Linked DNA regions of Homo sapiens: regions 2 and 3 are each linked to region 1. Evidence: read pairs that join two places in POLR2A ChIA-PET (ENCODE). Cell type or tissue: MCF 10A. All regions are shown on one strand. Each heading gives the region's core, and the rest is flanking DNA. Links, peaks and the distances in the headings are about the cores only. Region 1 overlaps LINC01580 (long intergenic non-protein coding RNA 1580). Region 2 has its middle 27 kb from the start of LINC02207. Region 3 has its middle 67 kb from the start of CHASERR.

Region 1 (7,132 bases), core at 2,140-4,639:
TCTTCTTTCCAAAAGGAATTTTCCTCTATTTTCTCCAGAGTGCTCTTGATTCTCTGCCTTTTGCTAGGGAATTTAATTAATGCATCCTAATAAAAAGGAGAAACCATGTGAATGTGAGTTAGCAGGCTGAAATTCAGGCCACTGCTGTGTCTCATATCGATTATTGCTTCATTTTTTTTACTTGGTTTATCGACTTTCAGCCTCACCCCCTTTCTGGTTCATTCCGCATGGTGATCTTCCTAAAACTCAGATATCATCTTGCCCCTCTACAGCAAACATTTCTTCACTGGCTCTTCATGTCTTCAAAGGAAATTCCAAACCACACTGAAAACCTCCCATTTTCCATCAAGCTCCAGTACCAGATCAATTCTTCAGCCTTATCTCTCACCATTTTAATACCATCTGATACTGTAGTTACACTGGATTATTTGTAGTTCTGCAAATTGAAGACTTTACTCAGATTATTTCTGCCTTTCTCTTATAATTCTTCGAACCCAGATTGAGTATCAACAGTGTCTGGAGAACCTGGGCTGAAAGGCAGTGGCTATTTTGTGCTTTTTTACATACTCTATCACACTCTATCTATCTCTATCACAGCTCTTACCTGGTAAGGTGATAATTGTTGCTTACTTATCTCTTTCTTTCACTAGTTCAGGAGTTCTTAAACAACAGGAACTGTGTCTTTCTTTCTCTATATTACCAGCATTCCTTCTAGGGCTTTGTATATAGACGGCAATTTGGAAATGTTTATTAAATGAATGCATCTTACTTATTGACATAAAATACATTCAGACTTATAAACATGTATAGCCATAACTATATCTCCATCCACCTCTGCAATTTTAAAACGATAATGTATAAATAGAAACTGAAAATCAGAAGAGATAAGTTTCAGTTTCAGCTCTGCTACTTATAAACTGTGAGCATTCGGGCAAGTCAATGAACTTTTTAAATCTCTTTATCAGTAAAATGGATGAGTACATCCACTCTAGCTATCTCAGAGAATGTATCATGACTAGATGTGACTGCAGGATGGATCTGGTCGTACCCCAGCCAAATCTCCCTTTTGGAGTGAAGGACCTATTAATTTCACCAAGTGATGGGCCAGATAACAGCAACAGATTGCTAGCTGTCAACCCTATGGGGAGTGCCTTGCTCAAGATTAATTCCTTTTCCTAGCAAGGCTCTTATTTAGTGACTTGGTACAGGTAAGGTTACAAAGATGGGGAAGAGCAATCCCATCTTCAGAGCTTCCCACGGGGTTTGAGGTCTCTTCTGACACCATCACACAGCTCCACATCTCCCTGTTCCCATCCTGCTATGCTTCAGTCCATACTACAGATGCTGCCTCCAGGGACTCTCTCGATTGTACCTCCTGCATGCTAATTTATTAATCTCCAAAATTCCCTTTATCAAAAAAAAAAGTTATCTTGCAAAGGGGTCATGAGCACAGACTTCTAGTGTTACTTAGTATAGATATTGTAAAAATAGGGTTTTATATGGAAAACTGTAAAGACAGAGCAACAATAAAGCACATATAATCCAAGTTCTCCCATTCCATAGAAAGGTATGCTTAGGTTACACAAAGCTAAAATAGATCCATCATGGCAAATGATCCAGTAGAATGGTTATGTTTATACCCCCTCCCACAACTAAAGTTTTCTATGTATTTGTAGGGGGTGTGTGCAGGGACTATCTATGTGACTATATAACTATGGAAAAATTACCTTGCTAGAAGGAGGGACTATGTGAGGCCCAGTAGCTAGAATCAGTTTTTTCTTTCTTTGAGCTATTTTGCACCTGCTAAGCCAGCTTCTGCTAAAATACTAAAAGGGGGAGAAAATGAGGACCATCCAGATTTGCCTCTCTTTGCCTCAAGCCAAAAAAATTCTCAAAGACGCTCATCAAATCTCCACCAGAGTCTTTCTGAACTACATAATAATCATGAAGTCTTTCGATGATAATCTCTAACGTCTACAGTCTAAAACTTATAGATGTGTTATCTCATGCAATCCTTTCAATAATCCTATAGGGTAGAAACTATTATGGAGACTAGATGGGAAACTAGAATTTAATGAAAAGTTAAAATTCTCTCAAAGTCTCATAGCTGGTAGGCAGTTCAGCTTGCATTGGCACCAAGCCAGAAACTACTCTGATCCATGACTTCCGATGAGTTTCGTCAAAAATAAATTATAATTATAATGATATAATGTGTATTAATATCAGTAGAGTACATTATGATACTCTGTCAGATAAAACTAGATTATCTTTCAGATAATGCTATACTAAATAATTGTCTTAAAATATTTTAAAAAAATCTTTGTCATCAAATTTGTGTTTTTAAACTATAATGTATATAGAAATCACAGCAAAATACAAATTTTAGGGCCCCACACCCAACAAGGTTTTAGATAGGCCTAGAAATCTGCCTTTTAGAAAGAATCTTCAGTGATCCTTAGTGAGATGGGTCTCAATCCACACTTTGAGAGATGTGAATCTAGCTGTTAGGTATAGCATTTAAAACCATTAGGCACATGGTCACTTAAACGTACGCTTGATATCATTCTACTAAAAACAAAATTGAGCACTAGACACTTAACTATGACTATTATTAACTTATCTCTACCACATTGTAGATTTTACTTTCACTGTTTTTATTTACAGCAATTTTAATGTCTATATGGGAGGATTATGTATGTTCAATAGAGGTAAATAGTATAGTATCTATCATGTGAAAGGCACTTCAACCCATTATAACTAACCCTCACGTCACCACGATGATTCCTATAAAGTAGAAAATTGAGGTTCAGAGAAGTTAAGAAATATCTCCACATCACACAGTTCATAAATGCCAAAGTTAAGATTTAGATACTGGTTCAGCAAATTGAGTAGCCAATATTGTTTTCACCAAGACACAATTTTTCCCAGTCACAGTCTTCCAATCTGTTGAGTTGCTTCATGACCTCTCAGAGATAACTCAAGTCTAAGTCCTTAAAAAGAGAGCCAGGGGTAAAAGTATTAGGTTCATCTGATGGTGAGTTCTCTTCAAGCCATATACACATTTAGCTCCTCCTCATCTAGAAACAGGGAATTGCCTACGTTTTTAATACAGAAGAGAGAGGCTAAGTATTTGTGTGACCATTTCAAACACTTCCAACTGCTACCACGCCAACAATAAAGGGAAAAGAAAAAAGAATGAGAAGAAAAGAGAACAATTCACATTTAAGGTACTTATTTAGATTAATGAAGCAAAATGTGCCTTCAGAATCTAGCACTAAAGTTTTGCTTCTTTTTTTTTTTTTAATGGTGGGTGGGTGGAAATGTGCCATATTTATCTAAACACATCTTATAAAATCATCTGGTGTAGGTGCAAATTCAGTCTCCTTGCTTCTGGTCTCTTTTTCTTCCCATTCCCTCAGGGGTAGCTTTCTGGGAATTGCTAATTCATTGAGGATGCTGAAGAGGACAGGACCCATGCTGATGACTCACATTCTTTCAAATACAGTCAAGGGTGGGCCGGAGGACTGCTTTGGTTGAATCCCGTTACACACATCCTCTGGCTCTCTACAAGCTATTTGTAGAAGCAGACAGAAAGCTCCAGGAGAGACGATCCTTGTCAGAGGGCTGGGAACAGCACCAGAAAAACTGTTTCACCCCATCTCTGACTCAGATACTTCCTGCCCTGGCTGGAATCAGATGTTGCCAAGACAGCTGTGGGAGAAAAAAAAAATGGAAGAAAACCTAACTTTTCAAAAGTAAGCTTCTATTTAAACGGAAGTTAATCAAGTAGTTGAATTTGGACAAAGATTCAGGTTGTGACTGCCCAATGCCACCAGAAAGTCTGAGCTCAGTGCCAAAGTCCCTCGTGGCTAAATCCACCAGCTCTGGCAGGGTGGGTCTGAGGAATGCACTAGGTGTTAGACACATCCGGACTCCACAGATTCTGCTAGGGGTTCACCTGGATGACAACAACCGAGCAGCCAGGTTGGGGGAGAGTGAAATCTAAAATGCATCTCATTTTCTTTTGTATTTTTTAAAGTAGTGAAGAGCTCATTTCTACCATATTTATTTTCTTTAGTATTTTTTAAATACTAAAAAAAACTCATTTTCTTTAGTATTTTTTAAAGTTTCATGAAGAGGCAATTTCTACAGTATTTATTATTTGTGCTGACTATAGAGGCACTGCTTGATTAAAATAGAATATGGACAATTCACTAAAGCATTAATGGAAAAAGCCACCCAAAGTCTTACCACCCAAAGATAACTACTATAAAAAATTATGCACTTGAATCCATATCAGAACATTTCTACTCTTGTTTCCTAGTCTGTATATATGTATATGTATTATATTAGTGACCTCATATAAGAGTTTTATACCAATTTTCCACTTTATATGAGGTTATTAAAGTTTTTATAAACTTTTTACAATTCTGATTTCTTTCATTTTCTCTCAAATTGTTTTCTCATATAAAAATAACATCTTATACTTACTAAGTGCTCACAATGTGTTGTCACACAGTGTTCTAAGTGCTGTATATATATACATATATATATGTGCTAATTTAATAGTCACAGCAAAGCTTAATTTATATCTGAGGGAACTGAGACTCAGAGAGATGAACTGACTTGCTGAATGTCACACAGCTGAAAAGAGGGGAAGCCAGAACTTTTCCAAGTGATCAGATAAAGAACTCACACTCACTGTATATACCTCTTGTCTCTATATAACAAATCTTCCTTAAAAAAATAGATATATTTTATCATAAAATAACTTTTCTCCTACCATAATACTCTCACTCCAGGGAGCTATTTGTTTAACAAATAATCACTGGGATCATACGCTAGTCCAGACACTGTGCTAGTTATTGGGAAAATACAAAGTTAAAGGGGACACAACTCTGATTCACTCATTAATTTATTAAAGCACAATTTGCTGAACACTACATGTATCCATTGTTCCAGAAGCTAGAGGTATAAAAGGAAAATGGTAGAAGGACTTGTTTCATGGAGTTTATATTCTCATTGGGTGAAGAGAAGACAAAAACTAAGCAAACAAAAATATTTTGTGACGTCAATGTTGTGGAGAAACAGCAAGGCAGGAGGTGAGGAGGTTCTGGTGCTCTTCTCCATGGGTGCTTGGGGAAGGAAGCCCTCACAGGTGAATGGCATTGAAACAGAGACATGGGAGAAGTTAGGGAGTGAAGCACATGGCTGTCTGGAAAAAACCATTCTGCACCATGCCACAGTTCTGAAGAGGGGCATGAACATAAATATAAATAAGTGTTTCATAGCAGGGAAAGCAAGATACAATCCATGGAAGCAAAGACCAGGAAGAGCAAGCCATCGAACATGGCAGGAGGGAAGGCTGCGCATGCGGGGGTGGTGAGGCATAAATGGCCAGAAAGTACGTGGTAACCACATTATAATGAACTTGAATGTCAGATTGTCTTACTGCAGTAAGAAGCTGGTCTACAGTGGAATATCACCTTACACTTTTTAAGATGGCCATTATAACAAAACAAAACAAGAAATAAAGTGAGTAGGTCAGATGTGAAGAAACTGGAACCCTTGTAAACTGTTGGTGGGAATGTAAAATCGTGCCGTCATGATGGAAAACAGTAGGAAAGTTATTCTGAAAGTTGAAAATAGAGCTACCAGGGAATCTAGCAATCCAAGTTCTGGGTATATGTCCAAAAGAAGAGAAATCAAGATCTGGAAGAGTTATCTGCATTCCCATGTTCACTGCAGCATTACTCACAATAGCCAAGATATAGAAACAACCCAGATGCCCACTGACAGATGAATGGATAGAGAAACTGCAGTAAATATATATAATAAAATATTATTCAACCATAAAACGAAGGAAATCCTGCCATTTGTGATGACAGGGATGAACTCTGAGGCTACTGTGTGCCAAGTGAAAGAAGCCAGTAACAGAAGGACAAATACGGTATGATCCCACTTGTATGAGGTATCGATAAAAGTCAAACTCAGAGAAGCAGAGAATAAAATAGCGCCACAGGCTAGAAGAAGGAAAGAAATGGGGAGTTGTTGTTGAATGAGTATAGGGTCTCAATTATGTCAGATGAGTAAGTTTTAGAGATATGCTGTACGACACAGTGCCTATAGTTGACGATATGGTACTGTGCACTTCAGAATTTGTTAAGAAGCTAGATCTTACCACATACACACATAAAACAAAACAACATAATAAACAAAGCAACATAAGAAAACTTTGGGAGATGTTGGATGTGCCCATTACCCCGACTGTAGTGATAGTATCCAATGGGAGTTTAATCCAAACTCATCAAATTGTACACGTTAAATATGTGCAGTTCTTTGTTCACTATACCTTAATAAAGCTGTTTTTTATAAAAAGCTGGTCTGCCGTCTTCTATCTCTAGAATTCTGTCATCAACTCATTCCCTGTTTTCATAAATCCCAATGAGAAACTTCATACATTTTAAGTCTCGATCATCAGAAACCCACTTTTTAAAAAAGGTTTTGGTGTTCAACATTCTTTAGAAAACACTAACAATTGTCTTTGCTCCTGGACTCTTAAAGGAGCAATGAAAGAGGCTTTATCATACCTAAGACACAGCAACACTTCTTTTTTTTTTTTTTGAGACAGGGTCTCACTCTCTCACCCAGGCTGGAGTGCAGTGGCACAATCTCAGCTCACTGCAACCTCTGCCTCCCAGCTTCAAGCGATTCTCCTGCCTCAGCCTTACAAGTATCTGGGATTACAGGTGCACACCACTACCACCCAGCTAATTTTTGTATTTTTAGTAGAGATGGGGTTTCACCATGTTGACCAGGCTGGTCTTGAACTCCTGACCTCAAATGATCCACCTGCCTCGGCCTCCCAAAGTGCTGGAATTACAGGCGTGAGCCACCACACCAGGCCCAGCAACACTTCTTAAACACCTTCTTTATAACTCTATCCCTCCCACAGCCTCATGCCACCTATTAGTGGCTTTGGTCTTTTTTCCCTTCTGGTTGTATGGGACCCCCAAGGTCACACAGGTGTCTTATTCACATCTGCCTCTTGTTGGCATCCCTTTCTTGTCCAATATCATTTTAAATGACTGTGCTCTTGACTTGGAGCATGTCTCATCCTGGAGCGTAAATC
Region 2 (7,132 bases), core at 2,245-4,744, 100 kb after region 1:
TGCCAGTCTTCTATGTTAAATTTTCTTCTTTGAGAGATTGCATCTTATTGTCTAAAGGTGTCATTATTTTCCTCATTTTGTTGCAGGTTTTGTGATTCTAAGTTGATAGTTATTGATCTTCAAATCTCACCTGTCATATTAGACTATTGAACGGGAGTTGTGTCAGAGTCACTGGCAGGCAGTTTTGAATTTGCCTGAGCTGGAGGAACCTATGGGTTTCATTAAATCAGGAGCTTTTGTTGCAATTTTTTTTTTTTTTTTTTTTTGGCGACAGAGTTTTGCTCATGTTGCCCAGGCTGGAGTGCAGTGGTGCGATGTCGGCTCACTGCAACCTCTGCAACCCAGGTTCAAGCGATTCTCCTACCTCAGCCTCCTGAGTAGCTGGGATTACCGGCATGCGCCACCATGCCTGGCTAATTTTTGTATTTTTAGTAGAGACAGGGTTTCACCATGTTGGCCAGGCTGGTCTCGATCTCCTGACCTCTTCATCCACCTGCCTTGGCCTCCCAAAGTGCTGGGATTACAGGCGTGAACCACCACACCCAGCCTAATTTTTTTTTGGCTTGGTGTCACCATATCACATTAGAATCCTGGATTCAGAACTCACACCTACTTATGAAAGTGGCCAGGCCAACTTTTTTTCCGCACTGGTCCTTGGAAGACAGTAGCTTCATTTGCCAAGGACAGGAATCCCTTCTGTGGGCAGCAGTGGGACCTTAGCCCCCAGCCGTTGGAGCCTATGCCATTCCCTAGTTCCCCCATGAGCCTGCCGAGTGGCTTCAAGTCCCATGCACCATTGGCTTTGAGTTACTTATCCTTATTTTGTTTTTGGGTATTGCCTTCTTGGTGGGAGGCAGAGGGTTAAACATCTCTATACACTGAAATTTGTTTTTAAATTCGGCTTTTATAAGCGTTTGAAATGCGAAAGGAGATTTTCCCCAGCACCTTGGCCTGGTATCCTCCTTATTAGCCTATAGCTCTCCTAGAGCATGCCTCTGAATGGCGTGAATCTAAACAGCTAAATAGTGGGAGAGACTCTTATCACCTTGCAAACCATATAAGTGATTTTGATTAGAGGGATATAAAAAGATCAGTTCTGGTCATGGCTAATGTCCCCACAAGAGACTGGACTCTTGGGCTGTATGCCCACTATGAGAAACACTAGGTTATTATTGTATAGCACATGGAGAAGCTGGTATCAGCTGAGGCCTGTAGGCACTTCCAGCCTGAGCATGTTGGAGCCTGCAGAATACCATGGCCTCACCTTCTCCTTGCTTCAGCCAAACTCTACATGTGCAACAAAGTCCAGGCTCCTGTGTGTGGCATTCAAGAACCCTGATTAGCCCCTTTGGCCTATACAGAAGTTCTTATAGTCCTATGAACTAAATGTTTGCATCCCCCCAAATTCATACGTTGAAACTCTTATCCCCCCCCAATGTAATGGTATTTGGAGTTGTGACCTTTGGGAGGTGATTAGGTCATAAAAACAAATCTCTCATGAGTGGGATTAGTGCCCTTATAAGAAGAGATACTGTTTACCACAAGAGGACACAGCAAGAAGATGGCCATGTGTAAACTAAGAAGAAGGACCTCACCAGAACCCGACCACACCGGTACCCTGATCTCAGATTTCCAGTCTCCAGAACTGTGAAAAATAAATGTTTGTGTTTAAGCCACCCAGTCTACAGTAGCTCAAACTAAGACATCTAGTTTTCTGAAAGCAACATCCTCTTCTTCACCACTGTGCCTGTCCATGTGCTATTCTCTGTCCAGCTGACTTCCCCATCCCTGTCTTGGAAAACTTGCACTCATGCTCTGAGACAGACCTCAGGGATCACTGCATTTGTTAAGCTTTCCTGTCCTTTCACACTTCGACCCTGGCAGTGGTTAGCATTCCCTCCTGTCTAAGGCATCTTTGGCCTCTACAAAAGAGCTCATTGCAAAATGTATTCATAAACTTTTCCCTGCCTCCCTAACAACAATGTAAGCAATGAAAGGGAAATAATGTGTTTTACTTGGTTTTACATCCCAGGCATTTGACATGGTATCTGGTGCAAGACTGATGCTCAGTAAAGTAATGTTAAGTGAAAAGGGCATCTGTGCGAGCAAAGACTTCTAATTCCTTTCTGGTCTCAACTTGACCAGCCTTTTACACACAGGCCCCTGAATCCCTGCTTTCATCTTAGGGCTGAAACCCAGCCCTGAACCTCAGCTCAGTCAGCTACTAGCTCTAATCCTGAACTCCTCCTGGGAATGTGGCCCATGAGATAATTTATTGTCTTTGTGTATCTCAGCTTGAGCCTAGGCTATAGGCTTGTCTTTATATGTCAGGAGGCCCAGGGAGTAGGAACAGCCCAAGGTAAATTTATATTAGAGGGTGAGCAAACTCTTCTCAATGGAAGGAGTCAGGCACAAAGAGCCTCATCTTTTCCCAAAGCACAAATCTGCAAGGATGGACTTGATTCATTCAGTCAATGTTGTTTTCAGTGTCCACTGTATTCTGGAACTGTGCCCAGGAATGGGGTGTTGAAATGAGCAAGGCAGGTGTGATCTCTCACCTCCTGGATCCTGGATGAGAATCCATTAAAACAATTTAACTTCAATCTCCAGATCTCACCAACTGTGACTGCAAATATGTCACGTAACCTTTAGTATTCAAACCAAAGCAATCTGGAGCAGTCTACTTGGACAGATTTCCTAGAATCACACCTTGCCCTCAGGTTTGTTGTTCTCCAAGTTCCCTCACAATCTGTTCTCTGCCCTGCTCTGTGCCCCCAGGAGGGCTACTCACCCTCTACTCTCTAGATTTTAGCTAACAGCAGCCATAAGGAAGTACCTATGGGGTATTGGAGGACAGGAGGAGAGAGAGATAGGGTGGGTGGGGAAAGAGAGAAAGAGAGCAGGGAAGGGGTAAGAGAGAGAGGAGAGAGGGGGTGAGAAAGAGAGGAGACAGAAAGAGAGGGAGAGAGGAGAGAGAGAAGAGAGAGGAGAGAAAGGAGTAGGGAGAGAGGAAAGGGAGAAGAGGGGGAGAAAGGAGAGAGAGAGGGGCGTGTGTGTGTGTGTGTGTGTGTGTGTGTGTGTGTGTGTGTGTGTGTGTGTGTGTGTGAAGGTTCTTAATCCCCTTAGGCTTTTCCTGAGTCACTCAGTCCTCTGTTCCTCTAATTATGCTCATCTGATTCTGTTTAGCCTTAGGGATGGCACCTCCTTCCCCTTGGACCTGTAGCCCTAGTTTAGTAACAGCTTTTTTCTGTTGATAGCCCTGGGGTGCCTCATTATCCCTTGTTGACTGGCTGATAGCTGGGCTATCCAGGCATCTCGAGTTAGGCCTCACTGATAGAGCTTGTTGTGCTCTTGCCTAACTTGGTTTTCTCCCCACACTGGGTGAGATCATCTGCCAATAAGATAAGACTGGGGAGTGTAAAACTGTGACTCATTCATTGACAGTCTACAGTCAAACCCTGTGCTAGCACTTTATTCCTGCCTACGCCTCTGCAAAAAGTTGCTTCACTGGACACTCTCTAGTCATGCTTTTGAATGCACCATCAGTTTCCTGCTGAGACCGTGATTGACATATGCACCATGCTTCCCCCTCCCTCCTACACACACCCAGCATGTTCCCATGATCCTTGAAGATTCTCAGGTGAGTCACATTGTTCACAATGTCCTTGTCATTCGTGCTGTTGTAGGGTAAACATACCTGATAGCAATAACGCCAGCATAACCTTAGGATGACCCCGATGGCAGATGCACCTGAATGTGTGTTCTGAGCTAGGGGATGTGGGAGTGGCCAACCCAGAGCTTCATTTCTTGTCTATGAGTAACATTAAGCTCCAGGCCCAACCAATGGAACACGGGCTATACAACGCATTAAGGCCCTGAGTTTTGGATTAAATGAATGTTGCCCGGTGGAGGTCGTTAAGGGGAGGATGTTAAGTGAAAATGCTATATAAGCTGCAGGCTGCTTGCAAGCAGTTGCAGTTTTCCTCCCCAACCCGATACTATGGGGGCTGTGCGTTTATCTTGTTCAGCTCACGTCACTGGACCATAGGACTGTGGATATGTTGTCCAGCCTACTGCCACGGGGTCATTTCTGTAAGTAGGGTGGTTCTCCGGTCCAGCCTGCCACCCTGGACCCTCTCCCCTGTATGTAAGCCCCTAGTAAAACCCCATGTCCACTTCCTGGCTCTGGGTCTCTTCTTCTACCTCTTGAACCTGTTGCCTTCCCTACTGAGGTTAATAATGGAGGCTGGGCACAAAAACTGGTTTCTCTCACTTTATTGCAGAAGCTGGACTATCCAAGCATCTAAAATTTTGCCCTGTCGATACAGCTTTTTCTACTCTTAAAAACTTGGCTTTGATTCCTGTCATAGGTTGAATAATGGCCATCAAAAAGTATATGTTCAAGTCCTCATTTGTGGAACTTATAAATGTGACTTTATTTGGAAAATGGTCTGCAAGGCTCTTGCAGATTAAGGATCTTGAGATAGTTATTGTCCTAGGTTATCAATGTGGGCCTTAAATCCAATAGCAAGTGTCTTCAGAACAAGGAAGTGTTCTGGGCCTTGAACTCAATCTATCATAAGGTAATAGCACTGCTATTTACATTTGCCCCCCTTTCCCTACAACCTATAACCTTCCTATATTAATGGGCATGGAGATTGGGGTGGCAGGAACGCATTGGCCAGCACACGGTAGCCCCAGCACAAAGGGTGGTTACTGGCTATGGATTTATAAAACCAAAATATCTGTTCTGCTGCTTTTCTTAAAGGAAATTTGGAGAGATGAAGTTGACACTTCTATGGAGTTGTAAATGACACTACTGCAGTTTAGAAAACATGCCACAGAAAACCATGCAACTGAGATAAACATCCAGGAGGTCTAGAGTTAGTTGAAGTTGGAAAACTTGTTTGTTTCTTTGTTTTAGACAAAGTATCACTCTGTCGCCCAGACTGGAGTGCAGTGGCGCAATCTCAGCCCACTGCAACCTCTGCCTCCTGGGTTCAAGCAATTCTTAAGCCTCAGCTTCCGAAGTAGCTGGCATTACCGGCACCTGCCACCCTGCCCAGCTAATTTTTGTATTTTTAGTAGAAACAGGGCCTCACCATGTTGGCCAGGCTGGTCTCGAACTCCTGGGCTGAAGCGATCTGCCCGCCTTGGCCTCCCAAAATCCTAGATGACGGGCCTGAGCCACTGTGCACACCCAGAAAAACTTGTTTCTAAGCAAATGTCAGATATTTCCTGGGGGCTGCCCTGATAGGAAGGACACAAAGTCCAGCAGACTTGCATTAGGGGTATGTGGAAGTGGAGAGTCTTATTACATATAGTGAAGACTGGAAAAATGTGGGCCACACAATCATTGTTCCAACCAAATGTTTCTTGAGGACCTAACATGATTGGCATTTACCAGTGTCTAAAAGACAAATATATGCCCCATATACATAATTAGAACTGGTCTCTACCCTTAAAAATGGGGTCAGTAATTTGAACTATGAGTTACTAAATATTATAGATGTTATGCTAGAAGTCTCTATAGGGTACAGTGGGAATAAGATAAAAAGGAGGTAGAAAACTCAATGGGAGAATGACACTAGTTCCTGCATTCTCCATGGGGGTGGTATAGCCCCACAAGAGGGTGAAGATTGTTTCATGGGTGGATGTGGCAGCAAAAAACCATAATTGCATTTTAATAGCTTGTGGCTCTCCAAAGGGCTGCATTACATAAGCCAATATAAAGCACACCTGTGTTACTAAAATTTCATAGTGGCAGTTCCAAAAAGTCTTAAGTCTGCTGGGGGGTGTCAGTAATGAATAAAAGTGGTTGGGAAATCTTTAAAGAAGAGGGCTTATTCCCTAGACAATGGAGAGTGGGAAGAAGCAGCAACAGCATAGCACTGAGCAAGCCTAACTGAGGGCAATGGAACGGCATCACTGGGGCTAGGAGGGAGTGGGATTCTTCAGGAAGATTAGTCAGCCTGGAGAGGTGGGTTCAAAGAGACGGCAACAAGTGATAACCCTGGGGAGGCAGATGGACCTGATTCCACTCTGACATTTCTCAGAACAGCTGGGACTGCTATGTTGGATTCAAGGCTAAGACATGTGCTAACAAGAGCTGGGATTGTCAACAAGCCTTGCTGCCAAGGCTTTCCCTTTGGCTTTGACCCGTCTGACGTTGATATTGGCTGGTCCATACCAGATTAGCTCTGGACCCCTCCTGTCAACAGATCATTGTTTGTTTCCACCAGTTAACACTATTTGTTTCTGGACCAAAGTTGTCTCCCTCCTCTCTTTGCAGACCTTATGACTAGGGAGGCCAGCCATCCCATTCTGCCCAGGACATGGGACTTTGAGTGTTAAAACCAGGATGGTCCAGGGCAAACCGGGTGGCTGGGTTACCCTGCTTAGGACTGAGACTACATCCTTTTGTTCTGCAACAGGTCAGACGTTTGACAACCGAGCATCTTTTCCCTCATGTCCTACACCCCACCATTCAAGCCCTTGTCCTGTTGCTGCTTAGAGCAGCAATTCTCAACCACGGCTGCAAATGAGAATCACCTGGAGAACTTTTACAATCCCTGCTGCTTAGGGCACACCCTAGGACAATTAAATCAGCATGTCTTGGAGTAGAACCAGGCATCTATATTTTTTAAAAGCCTCCCAGATGATTCCCATATATAGCCAAGGTGGAAACCATTGGCTTAGAGCAGCAACAGTGATTAACTATTAATGTAAAATAACCATCACTGAGTTGACTCTAATTTGGAGGGACTGTCACTTTTTTAACCTTGGAGATTTAACACATATGCCTCAATATTAGGGTCATGAGTACATTGGTCTGTCAATACTTTGGAAATTAGTCATTAAGTCAATAGTTTAAACTGAAATTAGACATAGAAACACTTTTTTTCTAGTACCTATATGTCTGGTTTTTATCTCTGCATATATTCCTTTTTGGCAGGTTAGAATTAATGAAACAAGGCAGGCTCCTTTTGCAGGAGTTTACATCACATGAAAAGGATCTCAGATTTAAAATCAACCATAATACTTAAAACTAATGGTTTACTGCTGTTAGCAGCTGGTAGGCCTCTCTGAAGCTGGCATGAGTAATCTCTAATCATTCCCATCAATAACCTTC
Region 3 (7,132 bases), core at 2,715-5,214, 1.1 Mb after region 1:
CACATTTTTGGTTTTGATGCTCATTTACCAGTACTAAGAAACTGAAATCTGAAAATGCCTTCTTTCAGATCACCTGGTGGCTCTAACTTTTGCAAAAGTCGTGGAAAGCCTAATGTATAATAATATGTAATGGCTGCCAAGCTAGGTCGGCGCAGAGACCGGGTTGGGTAGTGTCACTCCCACCTTTCCTCTGCAGGGAAGTGGCATTTTACAGCCCAGACAGCTCTGCAGGGTTTCTAATGGCCTACAGCAGCCCCATCGCCATACCTGGAGATAATCTTCCTTTAACTAAGACGTACTGCAGAATAGAGACTTCAAGAAAATATACAGAGAATGCCAGCGGAAAGATACAGGGGCATTTGCCCTCTCAAATACAATTCTGTTAAGTGGCTAAACTCTGATGTTTAAAATATAATAAAATAATTTTGAAGAAAGCAAAGTGTTTAAATGTATGTAAAAAAGCAAGGAGAGTTGGAGGACTGGCTATCTAATAAAGATGATAAAATTGCATAGTTCATAAAATTATCTAAGAACAGGATCTGAGTGCAAGAAGGCAGGGTTTGGAAATTTGGCCTTTGAGGTAAGGCCGCCAGATAAAATACATCAGTCAAATTTGAATTTTTGATAAACTGAATAATTTTTTTAGTGTAAGTAATATTTGGGACATACATTTAAAAAGATAGTTTGTGGTTTGTGATTCAAATTTAACTGGGCAACTTGGACTTTTATTTACTAAATCTAGCAATCCTAGTTTAAGGGTCTACACACTTACAGAGGGCATATGTAATTAGGTTTCTACACCTTCATCAGAATGGCAAACAACACCAGAAAGCCTCCAGTTCAAGGTGCCCAGCCAAGATGCGAATGTGACAAACACAGCATACAGGTGTGTTGCCCCTAATAAGTAACTTCAGGGATGGCCTCCAAGTGCAGCCCATCCAAATATTATGAGCACTTACTATTAACTTGTTCATTCATCCATTCATGCAACAATTATTTATTGAGTGCCTGCTGCGTGCCAGGCATAAATTTTGGGAAAAGTAAGATAAACAAAGAAAAAATCCCTGTCTCTGAAGGGTTCTTATTTTTGTCTGGAGGACTAACATGTAAAATGATAATTGCCATAAATGACAAGTGATCACATAGTTTGATTAGAGAGAGAGCAGAAACATCAAGTTAAGCTTATCTAAGATTGATGGCAGGGGCGGGGGACAGAGAAACTTCAAAGAGGAAGTGACTTCGATGAGCTGGTCTCAAAGGAGTCTAAGCTGGCAGAGTTGGGAAGGACCTCAGTAAAGAGAACGGCATGAATAAAGGCTAGAAGTGGGTGAGGACGTTGTGGATATTTAAAAAACAAAACAAGACAAAAGCAACAAATTACAAAAACATAGTGAAAAGTCAGCTATAGCAGGAGCCACCGGAGGAAGGTTTGCTGGAGATGTCTGATAATATAGGCTGGGGTGACATTGTAAAAGTGAGTCTATAGAGCTCAAAGTCTCCTGTGCACAAGCAGACTAGGATAAGGGTGATGGTGAAAGAGATCAGTGATGGGAGACTTTTTCCATTAACTCTTTTTTTTTTTTTTGAGACGGAGTTTCGCTGTTGTTGCCCAGGCTGGAGTGCAATGGCGCGATCTCAGCTCACTGCAACCTCTGCCTCCCAGAGTCAAGCGATTCTCCTGCCTCAGCCTCCCTAGTAGCTGGGATCACAGGCATGTGCCACCACGCCCGGCTAATTTTGTATTTTTAGTAGAGATGGGGTTTCTCCATCTTGGTCAGGCTGGTCTCAAACTCCCGACCTCAGGTGATCCGCCCACCTCGGCCTCCCAAAGTGCTGGGATTATAGGCATGAGCCACCGCGCCTGGCCATCCATCCATTAACTCTTAAAAAATGTAAAGAGATTAAAACTGACTTAAAAAAATGTGTATGTGCACGTGTATCACTTTGCAATGGATCCTAGGAACATAAAAATGAATACGGTATCAATCTTACCTTCTAGATAGTCTAGGTTTCCCAGGGAAACCTTCCACACATGGGATAAGTGCTGTAATATAACAAGTAAACACCGTGAAAAGTCTGGGAGTATGAAAGAAGGAGAAACTCCTGGAAGGAACAGAGAGGGCCAGTCAGGGCTTCCCAAAGGAAGAGATGCTAGATTTTTTTTTTAATTAAAAAATTTAATATTTATGCAAATCGTTAGACATTTTCCCAACAATACAAAACAGTATACAGTGAAAAGAAAATCTTTCCTCACCCAGACCCTTGACTGCCCATCAGAGGCATCCTTCCCATTAATATAAATATCACTCTGGCCAGGCGTGGTGGCTCACGCCTGTAATCCTAGCACTATGGGAGGCCGAGGCTGCCAGATCACGAGGTCAGGAGATCGAGACCATCCTAGCTAACATGGTGAAACCCCATCTCTACTAAAAGTACAAAAAAATTAGCTGGGCATGGCGGTGGGTGCCTGTAGTCCCAGCTACTCAGGAGGCTGAGCAGGAGAATGGCGTGAACCTGGGAGGCGGAGCTTGCAGTGAGCAAAGATCACGCCACTGCACTCCAGCCTGGGAGACAGAGCGAGACTCTGTCCCAAAATTAAATAAATAAATAAATAAAATGAAAATAAATATCACTCCTTTCTCTTTTTTTTACACAAATAGATGCATTTTGTATTCAGTTTTTCATACCTCCTTTTTTTTTTCTTTGAGATGGAGTTTCGCTCTTGTTGCCCAGGCTGGAGTGCAATGGCACAGTGTCGGCTCACTGCAACCTCTGCCTCCCGGGTTCAAGCGATTGTCTTGCCTCAGCCTCCTGAGTAGCTGGGATTACAGGCATGTGCCACCATGCCCGGCTAATTTTGTATTTTTAGTAGTGACAGGTTTCTCCATGTTGGTCAGGGTGGTTTCGAGCTCCTGACCTCAGGTGATCCTCCCGCCTTGGCCTCCCAAACTGCTGGGATTACAGGCATGAGCCCCCACACTCGGCCTATTTTTTCCCATTTAACAATGTATTTTAGAAATCAGTGCATATAGGCTGGGCGCAGTGGCTCACGCCTGTAATCCTAGCACTTTGGGAGGTCGAGGTGGGCGGATCACCTGAGGTCAGGAGTTCAAGACCAGCCTGGCCAACATGGCGAAACCCCGTCTCTACTTAAAATACAAAAATTAGCCGGGCATGGTGGAGACTAATTAGGAGGCAATTGGCCAAAGGAGAAGGAGGCATTGACAGCGGGCAGAAAGTGGATTAAGGAAGCAGGATTGATAATTACCACCGTCTATTGAGAATTTATTATTTGTGCCAGGCATTTTACTAAGTACTACATACTGTCCAGCATTTATCCAATTCTTGGAACAAATAAAGAAATATTTGCAATTTACAAGTAGGAAACTGAAGCTCAGAAATATTAACTGCTCAATGTTACACAGTTTGGAAAGGACAGAACTGGACTCCAACTCTGCCTCCCTCTGACTCCCAAGTCCCAGTTCTTTTTTTTTTTTTTTTTTTTTGAGACGGAGTCTCACTCTGTCGCCCAGGCTGGAGTGCAGAGGCGTGATCTCAGCTCACTGCAACTTCCACCTCCCGGATTCAAGCGATTCTCCTGCTTCAGTCTCCTGAGTAGGTGGGACTACAGGCATGTGCCACCACTCCTGGCTAATTCTGTATAGTTTTAGTATAGATGGGGTTTCACCATGTTAGCCAGGATGGTCTCGATCTCCTGGCCTCGTGATCCGCCCGCCTCAACCTCCCAAAGTGCTGGGATTACAGGCTTGACCCTCTGCGCCCGGCCCAAGTCCCAGTTCTCAAACACAGTTCCACAGGGCCTTGGAAGAACCAGGAGCAAGGCTTTAGGGCTATTTGATATGGGGGAGGAAGAGAAATTTGGGGGAGACTAGTAGTGATACATAGGCCTAGAGCCCTAACCCTGTTGGAATGTGCCCATGAGAAAACAGGGTTAAAAATATAGGGGGAGGCCAGGGTTGGTGGCTCACACCTGTAATCCCAGCACTTTGGGAGGCCGAGGTGGGCAGATCACTTGAGGTCAGGAGTTTGAGACCAGCCTGACCAACATGGTGAAACCCTGTCTCTACCAAAAAATAGAAAAATTAGCCAGGCGTGGTGGCACGCACCTGTAGTCCTAGTTACTATGGAGGCTGAGGCAGGAGAATTGCTTGAACCCTGGGAAGTGGAGGCTGTAGTGATCTGAGATTGTACACTCCAGCCTGGGCGAAAGAGGGAGACTCCGTCTCAAAAAAAAAAAAGGGTGTGGTCAGAACTGATCGCCCAAGGAAAGAGCATTGCATTCTCTGGGATTGTTTTTAAGATGATCATGTACTCGCTTCTAATTTTTTCCCATTATTCATGCCTTTGTTTTATTCCTCTTTACTATTCTGTGTTCTCTAAATGATTTGGAGAGAGCAAAGGAATGGCTGTGGCAAGTACAGTATAATTTTGGAATAACAGACTATTGAAGACCATGCGTGGTGGCTCACACCTGTAATCCCAGCACTTTGGGAGGCCAAGGCGGGTGGATCACGAGGTCAGGAGTTTGAGACCAGCCTGGCCAAGATGGTGAAACCCTAGCTCTACTAAAAATACAAAAATTATCCGGGCGCGGTGGTGGGCACCTGTAATCCCAGCTACTTGGGAGGCTGAGACAGGAGAATCGCTTGAATCTGGGAGGCTGAGGTTGCAGTGAGCCGTGATAGTGCCACTGCCCTCTAGCCTGGGCAACAGAACAAGACTCCGTCTCAAAAAAAAAAAAGACTATTGAACTTGCCAATTTAGCAGCAAAGACTCTGGGGTCTACAGTCTAGGATATGAGACAACCTATAGATTGCCTCTTTCATTTCTGGAAGGACTGAGGAAAGAGGCAAATTTACAAGACGTTTTCCTTTCATTGCTAGGCAGTAACTGTACCTCAGTAAAAGGATATTTTCAAAGGCCCTTGAGATTAAAAAGAACTTTTTTTCTTCTTCTCCTCCCTCTCTTCTTCCTCAGTCATATCAGTAGCAGATATGAAATTTCAGCTTTAAGGAGACAGGCTTCTAAGAGCTATAGCTTCCACAAGCTGTTCAAAGTCAAGTGTTCCTTAAAACAATTGAAATGTAAAATATTCATCATTATCTGCTTTAGGTATCAGCTATGAAATACGAATGATAAAACAAACAAAAATATCTAGAGCTGCTTTGAAAGGATCACCATGAATCTCTGGTAACAGATTTTAATCTCAGATGCACAGTGCTGGTTAGGTAAAAAAAAAATTCTCACGTTTATTGTGGTTCTGTAGAATCAGACTACTTAGTAACTTTGCAAAGGTTTACTTGGAGACTTTGAATTGACCTCAAATACCGTAGTCGAAGAGATCAACCTCTGCCATAGGGTACTGTCACTAAAAGGAAGACTATTACAGAATAATGACTGCCATCTATGGTAGTTTTTATTTTTTTTGAGATGGAGTTTCACTCTTGTTGCCCACACTGGAGTACAATGGCACGATCTCAGCTTACTGCAACCTCCGCCTCCAGGGTTCAAGCGATTCTCCTGCCTCAGCCTCCCGAGTAGCTGGGATTACAGGTGCCCGCCACCACGCCCAGCTAATTTTTGTATTTTCAGTAGAGATGGGGTTTTGCCATCTTGGCCAGGCTGGTCTCGAACTCCTGACCTCCAGTGATCTACCCTGCCCGGCCTCCTAAAGTGCTAGGATTACAGGCGTGAGCCACTGTGCCTGGCCTATGATAGTTCTTACAGCCCCATATCCTTTTAATATTAACAAAGTTTTCTTCATTCTACTGGAATGTATTTTATTGCAAGTATAGTAAGTAGAAGGATTTCATTTAAAGAGAAACTAGGGTTAAAAATATAGGAGGTGGCCAGGCGTGGTGGCTCGCGCTTGTAATCCCAGCACTTTGGGAGGCTGAGGTGTGCAGATCCCTTGAGATCAGTCGGGAGTTTGAGACCAGCCTGACCAACATGGTGAAACCCCGTTGCTACCAAAAAATACAAAAAAATTAGCCTGACGTGGGCCGGGCGCGGTGGCTCACGCCTGTAATCCCAGCACTTCGGGAGGCTGAGGCGGGTGGATCATGAGATCAGGAGTTCGAGATCAGCCTGACCAACATGGTGAAACCCCGTCTCCACTAAAATTACGAAAATTAGCCGGGTATGGTGGCACACATCTGTAATTCCAGCTACTCGGGAGGCTGAGGCAGGAGAATCACTTGAACCCTGGAGGCAGAGGTTGCAGTGAGCCGAGACAGAGCCATTGCACTCCAGCCTGGGCAATAAGATTGAGACGCCATGTCAGAAAACAAACAAACAAACAAACAAAAAAGGCCGGGCACTGTGGCTCAAACCTGTAATCATAGCACTTTGGCAAGCTGAGGCAGGTGGATCACCTGAGGTCAGGAGTTCGGGAGCAGCCTGGCCAACGTGGAAAAACCATGTCTCTACTAAAAATACAAGCCAGACATGTTGGCACGCGCCTGTAATCCAGGTACTCCGGGTGCCGAGGCAGGAGAATCGCTTGAACCCAGAGGGGTGGAGGTGGCAATAAGCCGAGACAGCGCCATTGTACTCCAGCCTGGGCAACAAGAGTGAAACTCCATCTCAAAAACAAACAACCAAACAAACAACAAAACCAAACGTTCATTTACACTTAAATAATTTTAGGGCAAAGTTTATATCCTTGCTGCACATCAGAAAGAAAATTTTAGCAATTAGTTTCCTTTGCCTCACATCTCCACATAGAAATGAACTAGTTAAAAAGAAAAACAGGTTTCCGTGTATTAAGCAGGTTGACGGTGAAGGAGTCCTTTTAAATATTTAACTTGAAGTTAATGTCCATGTCCGGTATTTATTGGACACACATGCATATAAAAAAATACATAGAGAATATACAATTTACAATTTTCATTAAAAAACCAATATCAATTTAGAAGAGTGAGGGCAATTAAAGTTGAGCTAGGACATGAGCTAGGTTGGGGAGGCAATACAATTAACAATTCGGTTTGGAGAGTTAAAATATGTATCAAAAAACCTTAAAAGATTCATTGTAAATCTTATTTTACAGAAATCTGTACAAAACTTTTTCTATTAAAATGTTCATGCCAGCATTATTTACAGAAGCAAAAAA

What was found. ChIA-PET counts read pairs that join two places held together with the same protein. Peaks named below come from ENCODE experiments on the same cell type or tissue, not always from the same donor. Only the 100,000 strongest peaks of a DNase experiment are listed, where the experiment ranks them.
Region 2: POLR2A ChIA-PET joins it to region 1 with 7 read pairs; 1 of 35 experiments calls an interaction of 5 or more read pairs at or near these places.
Region 3: POLR2A ChIA-PET joins it to region 1 with 5 read pairs; 2 of 35 experiments call an interaction of 5 or more read pairs at or near these places.

What each region holds. Positions count from the first base shown.
Region 1 is chr15:93,926,343-93,933,474 of GRCh38, reverse strand. All of the region lies in intron 2 of LINC01580 (long intergenic non-protein coding RNA 1580), which reads right to left. The region is part of intron 8 of LINC01581 (long intergenic non-protein coding RNA 1581); the gene reads left to right. Among named protein-coding and RNA genes, the nearest start is that of LINC01580, 29 kb to the right of the region's middle. In MCF 10A, for the core only: no CTCF peak of the experiment used is centred there; a DNase peak (open chromatin) is centred at 3,574.
Region 2 is chr15:93,825,940-93,833,071 of GRCh38, reverse strand. No RefSeq gene overlaps it. Among named protein-coding and RNA genes, the nearest start is that of LINC02207, 27 kb to the left of the region's middle. RefSeq lists an enhancer at 3,113-3,648. In MCF 10A, for the core only: no CTCF peak of the experiment used is centred there; DNase peaks (open chromatin) are centred at 2,501 and 3,451.
Region 3 is chr15:92,811,823-92,818,954 of GRCh38, reverse strand. No RefSeq gene overlaps it. Among named protein-coding and RNA genes, the nearest start is that of CHASERR, 67 kb to the left of the region's middle. In MCF 10A, for the core only: no CTCF peak of the experiment used is centred there; no DNase peak of the experiment used is centred there.